Linked DNA regions of Homo sapiens: region 2 is linked to region 1. Evidence: read pairs that join two places in POLR2A ChIA-PET (ENCODE). Cell type or tissue: endothelial cell of umbilical vein. All regions are shown on one strand. Links, peaks and the distances in the headings refer to the core of each region. The heading gives the core; the rest is flanking DNA. Region 1 has its middle 54 kb from the start of FAM174B. Region 2 overlaps CHD2 (chromodomain helicase DNA binding protein 2).

Region 1 (2,915 bases), core at 172-2,671:
TTGTGTCTAGCTCAAGGATTGTAAAGGCAGCAATCAGCACCCTGTCAAAACGGACCAATCAGCTCTCTGTAAAATGGACCAATCAGCAGGATGTGGGTGGGGCCAGATAAGAGAATAAAAGCAGGCTGCCCGAGGCCGCAGTGGTTTTGTTTCGGTCTTGACAATAAATCTTGCTGATGCTCACTCATTGGGTCCACATTGCCTTTATGAGCTGTAACACTCACCACGAAGGTGTGTAGCTTCACTCCTGAAGCCAGCGAGACCATGAACCCACCTGGAGGAACGAACAACTCCAGCTGCGGTGCCTTAAGAGCTGTAACACTCACCGCGAAGTCTGCAGCTTCACTCCTGAAGCCAGTGAGACCACGAAGCCGCCAGAAGGAATAAAACTCTGAACACATCCGAACAACAGAAGGAACAAACTCCGGACACGCCGCCTTTAGGAACTGTAACGCTCACCGCGAAGGTCCGCGGCTTCATTCTTGCAGTGAGACCAAGAACCCACCAATTCCGGACACACCAGTGCCCTGGTGGACTCTCGATGATACTAGTGAGTTACAGCTGCCCTAAATCTCAATGTCTTTACCTGTCGGTTGGGGTTCATAGTATATTCCTTCCACCTGGGTGGGTTAGAGGAAGACATGAACTAAGGTATGTATAGCTAGCTCTCAGCACAGTTCCCGGCATACAGTAATAGTCAAAAATGGTATCGGTGTATACAGAAGCTCAATGCAGAAATTAGTGAACCAGGGAGGTGCTTAGGTCCATCTGGCTGCAGAGGGCCTTCTACCTCCCTTTGCCAACATCTTTCTTCCCCACCACAACATTACTGACATCCTGTCCTCATATGAGGCATGTTTAGCAAAGAGGTGCTCACCGTGAGCCCTGCACTCAGTGGTTTCTTGAGTTCCTCTCAGTGCCAGAGTCTGGGACTGTCACTGGAAGCTACTAAGCTGATTCCCAAGAGTAAGAGTCTTAGTTGGAACAGATCAGTGTCACCTAGCATCATCCTAGGCCCTTGGGACCATTCAAGGCTCCTGGCCCACATTCTTTCCTCTGAACACCACCACCTGTGCCAGGGTTCCTGCCCCAGGCTTGGTTAGGAACAGACTGAGCAGGACACCTGAATGATATCCGAAGATTTGATCTGCTCAGGGCAGCTTCTGCTGAGAAGGACTCCCCCCTGGGGCAAGCAGAGGCTGCCGGCTGCAGGCATAGGAGCTGGTGGGTTTGATAAAGAGGCCAAGTGTTGTCATTACTAGACACATGGTAGGATGCTTGGGGGAAATGGGTCGTCTCGGACTTCATTAAATGTGTTCACCCTTTGCAATTTGAACGGAGCAGGAAATATTTTTGAAATAGAGTGCAACAGGTTCACTGAGGAGTCAGAAAGCTTGGGAGGAGAGAGAGCCTGGGGCAGGACATAGGTCCGATTTTCTTTCAAGGAGCCAGTGATAACTTTGTAGGATGATTGGTTTTTGGATCTTTGCCAGGTGGTTTCTCTTTACTGTGCAGGAACAATTGGTAAAGGAAGAGATGGTATCTCCACTGAGCAATTAGAGAGCAACAGAAACAGTCTTGGAGAGGCTTGAGCTCGAGGGGGGCCCAGGCTGATGGGGCTGAGAGCAGAGAGGCGAAGGGGGCGGCTGGCCAGGAGGAAGGGCAGAGGCCAGTGCTGAGCTGGTGAGATTTCACGCAGCACTGGGAGCTTCCTGAAGTGGGCATGCTGCAAAGAAATTCTTTTCTAGGGGAAGAGTTGCAACAGGAGGTTCTTCAACCATTCAGAGGGCTTGAGGAGTCGGGGGGCCTGGGAGACCCCCGTCTGGCATGCAGTAACTATTTATTGAGCTTATGAATTCGATCTGCTTTTTGTTCTTACAGGCCCTTTGGTGAAGAAGCCAGACTAGACTCAAGTTGGGGAGAGAGAGGATGCAGGCAATTCTGGTCAGGGAGTACAGCCTGGAGGAGGTGATGTTTGAGCTGGGTCCTGAGGGGTGCATAGGAGTTTAGCTAGGTGAACCATGAAGTAAGGGCAGAGGTGAGTGGGAGCTGGGTGGTCGAGGCCTAGGCAGAGGAAACAATTAATGCAAAGGCCCTAAGGTGAGTAATGATGTGGGAGAGTCTGAGAATCTCCTGATGCTCACATGGCTGGAATATAAGGTCTCCCATAGTGGTTGTGTAGTCCTAAGTTGAAGTTGAAGAGGGAAGCAGGGGCCAAGTCATGCTGAGCCTCTTGTGTCTTGTAAGCCTTGCCAGGGAGTTAGGATCTTATCCTGAAGACAATAGGATCCACTGGAGGGAGGGTTTGAAGCAGGGAGTGACGTGGTAAGAGATGACTTTTCAAGAGATGACTCTGTGGAGACTGGGTGGGTGGGGCAAAACTCAGGCAGGCGCCAGGACTGCCCTCCTCCAGACCGGGCTGACTCTCTTCCAGGGTGCAGATGGAGGTTAGAGCTAAGATGACGGAAATAGGAAGGAGTGGAACGTGCCCTTTTCCGCTGCCAGCTCCAGAGGGTATCGCCCTTACAACTGCATAGTGCACATCCCGTTACATCCTGCGGCACCTCTGAGTGAACAGATTGAAGAGGAGGACCAAGAGGTGGTTTGATTGAAATCAAAGATGACTTGCAGGTTTCTGACTTGGTAACTTGGAGATTAGGGGATGTTGGTGCCATTCACTGAGTCAGAGAACACAGGAAGTCAGCAGGTTTGGGAGGCCATGACTGGCAGGAACTGGGAAAGCAGAGGGGAGGCAGGGCATGGGTGTCAGCCCAAAGCCCTTGAGAGTGAGGACCCTCTGCTATCTGTCTGCCTCACAGCGCCTGGCTCCAGCTGGACACGAGGCAGCCTCTTTTGACTCCCCCAGGGGTTGATCCAGGCTCTTCGAGGCAATTTGGGTTAGGGTTGAGAATGGG
Region 2 (2,915 bases), core at 269-2,768, 270 kb before region 1:
AGAAAGTTATAATTCACCAAGAATTTTCAACCTTCTCAACCCCGGTCCAAAATAAAAGAGCTAGGCTTTTCTCATCTAGCTTCCTCTTAAACAGAAAACTATCTGAAAACATTTTATTTAGGAAGGGCTAATTTGAATACACCTTTAACATAGCTGCAGCGGGCACAATGGCTCACACCTATAATCCCAGCACTTTGAGGGGCTGAGGTGGGCCTATCACTTGAGGTCAGGAGTTTGAGACCAGTCTGGCCAACATGGAAAAACCCTGTCTCTACTAAAAAAAAAAAAAAAAAAGAAAAAAAAAATTAGCTAGGTGTGGTGGTGCACACCTGTAGTCCCAGCTACTCGGGAGGCTGAGGCACAAGAATCACTTCAACCTAGGAGACAGAGGTTGCAATGAGCCAAGATCGTGCCAGCGCACTCCAACCTGGGCGACCGAGCGAGACTCCATCTCAAAAACAAACAAACAAACAAACAAAAAACATAGCTGAAACACCACCACAGAAGACACTCAACAATCTGCTCAAAATGTAAACTTATTTTTATTATTATTTTGATATCATTATTATCTTGATAATATTGATATTATTATTTTGATATTATTATTATTATTATCGGTCGCCCAGGCTGGACTGCAGTGGCACAATCTCGGCTCACTGTAAGCTCCACTTCCCGGGTTCACGCCATTCTCCTGCCTCAGCCTCCCAAGTAGCTGAGACTACAGGCGCCTGCCACCATGCCTGGCTAATTAAACTTTATAGGAGATGTAGCTGTGCCTCTTCCCAAAGCCAATTAAAACTTCATTACTTTCTTTTTACACCCTTCTGGAAGCACAACAATCTCCACACAAACATTTTTGCCAATAGTAAAAAAAAAAAACAGCTGCCAATCCAATCTGGATTCTCACTGCAGAAAAGTCAAAGGTGACATTATGCTAGGCTGACACCCAACACACAACTCCACTGCTGTTGCTGTGTCATATGTCACATGAGCAGCCAAAAGCAAAGGTAAGGGAGAGGGCAAGAAAGAGAGGAAAACACATAAGAAGGGGGGTGATGGGCAAAAAAAGGAACCAAGAAACTCAAAGTGAAAATGCTATCCTATTTGTGGTTCTGGCCTGGCATCTTCCAGGTAATGAACAGACTAATGTCTGTGGTAGAAAATCCTATTATATCCAACAGTGATGTAGAATCAATTTGATTCTGCCTACCTCCCAATCTTCCTGGCACTTACTTGGACCTTCCTGAGTTGTTTTCCAGGATCGTCCGGCCAGTGGTGTCCATGCGCTGAATCACCAGATGATCTAATACCATCTTCTTTTTGGCCCGTTCTATGATCTCCTCCTCCACAGTCCCCTTTGTAACTAAGCGGTAAATATTTACCTGTAGGAAAAGGAACTGTTATGCTTATGCCTGAACCACCCCCCAACCCCCCCAAAAAAAGAGAGAAGGATTAGCTCTGTCAAAACCCAAGAGGGGAAAATTTTAACAGAATTTATTCTCTAACCATAGAAGACTGTAAGCCATCCAAGCAGGCAGCTTAAGTAGATGCAATACTTTTACTATGTGCAGCAGGTTACAGTCTTAAATAAAATTGCCTCTAAAGATCTGTCGTTATGGCCTGTTCCATCAATAAAAATCGTGCTTCAGTGATGGAAAGTTCCACAAAAACAGAATCTTTGGCCAAGAATGAAACTTACGGGTTATCCAATATAGAACAGACTTTAAGATTCATAAACAAAAAAGTGTGTGGTTTTCCAAAGTACCTTTAAAGCTAACACTGTCATGTATAATAAAAACAAACCATCTTGAACAATAGGATATTTAACTTTTCCATACTAAAATAGAGAAAATGTTCAGTTCTAAGTCTATTCATCATATATCTCTCTCAAGATAAACACATAGAAGGTCGCTGATGTTGTACTTTTCAAACAGAGAAAAAGAAAAGTTCCTTAATAGGTTCATCTTGGGCCCAAAGACAACATCTCTGTGCTAGTTAACAAACAGAAATCAATGCTTCAGGGGAAATAAAAGCAAAACAGGGAAAAAGCATTTTATTAACATCCTGAAAGGGCTGAACAAGCCCCCTGGCCCCCAACCCTAAAGCAATTTCCAGAAGCCTCTCCATACTGACCTGCTTCTTTTGACCAATTCTATGCGCTCGGGCTTGTGCCTGCAAGTCATTCTGGGGGTTCCAGTCAGAGTCAAAGATGACGACTGTGTCCGCTGAAGCCAAATTGATTCCCAGGCCACCAGCCCTTGTCGAGAGCAGGAAACAGAAGTCCTGTACACAATGCAATATACTACTTTATGCAGTGGCCTTCTCAGAAACAGTTTCACAGTCCAATAAGCCCTTACACCTGGAAACCCCTGCAGGTGTGAAGAAAAGTGAGATATGATGGACAAACTTTATGGAGGCTAAAAGAATGTCAGGGACTTGATGGTAGAATGAATTTTCATTTGATTAAGAGGCAAAGTCAGTGCCATGAACAGGAGTAGAGTAGACTCTAATAAGGCAATGGGAGTGAGAGAATTAGTGCTACCTCCCGGCTACAACTAATATACAAGAAGTTAACAGCAACAATAATAAAAACAGACAAACAATTATCATGGAGATCATTAACTCCAGGAAGTCACCTGTATAATTATTTTTAGGGAAAAGGTAGATTATGCCATGTAAGTCAGTTAGTATAAACAGAGATACTTTATTATATAAATATTTATGTTTGTTAGGCTGGCGAGAAATATAGAAACACTGCACTAAAGAGATCATATATGGTAAGTGTTGAGAACCACAGGATCCTCAATTACCACAAAACATGCCAAAATTATAAAAAAATCAAAACAGGTTTGGCTGGAGAGCGATGTGTGGAACCACCCAGGCACTGACACTGCAGTATCCACAGCAATGACAGT

What was found. ChIA-PET counts read pairs that join two places held together with the same protein. Peaks named below come from ENCODE experiments on the same cell type or tissue, not always from the same donor. Only the 100,000 strongest peaks of a DNase experiment are listed, where the experiment ranks them.
Region 2: POLR2A ChIA-PET joins it to region 1 with 5 read pairs; 1 of 35 experiments calls an interaction of 5 or more read pairs at or near these places.

The regions. Positions count from the first base shown.
Region 1 is chr15:92,707,904-92,710,818 of GRCh38, reverse strand. No RefSeq gene overlaps it. Among named protein-coding and RNA genes, the nearest start is that of FAM174B, 54 kb to the right of the region's middle. In endothelial cell of umbilical vein, for the core only: no CTCF peak of the experiment used is centred there; DNase peaks (open chromatin) are centred at 1,538 and 2,478; H3K27ac peaks cover 1,930 bases.
Region 2 is chr15:92,977,602-92,980,516 of GRCh38, reverse strand. CHD2 (chromodomain helicase DNA binding protein 2) reads right to left here. Exons shown (of 39, transcript NM_001271.4): 21 at 2,134-2,283; 22 at 1,234-1,382. Among named protein-coding and RNA genes, the nearest start is that of MIR3175, 75 kb to the right of the region's middle. In endothelial cell of umbilical vein, for the core only: no CTCF peak of the experiment used is centred there; no DNase peak of the experiment used is centred there.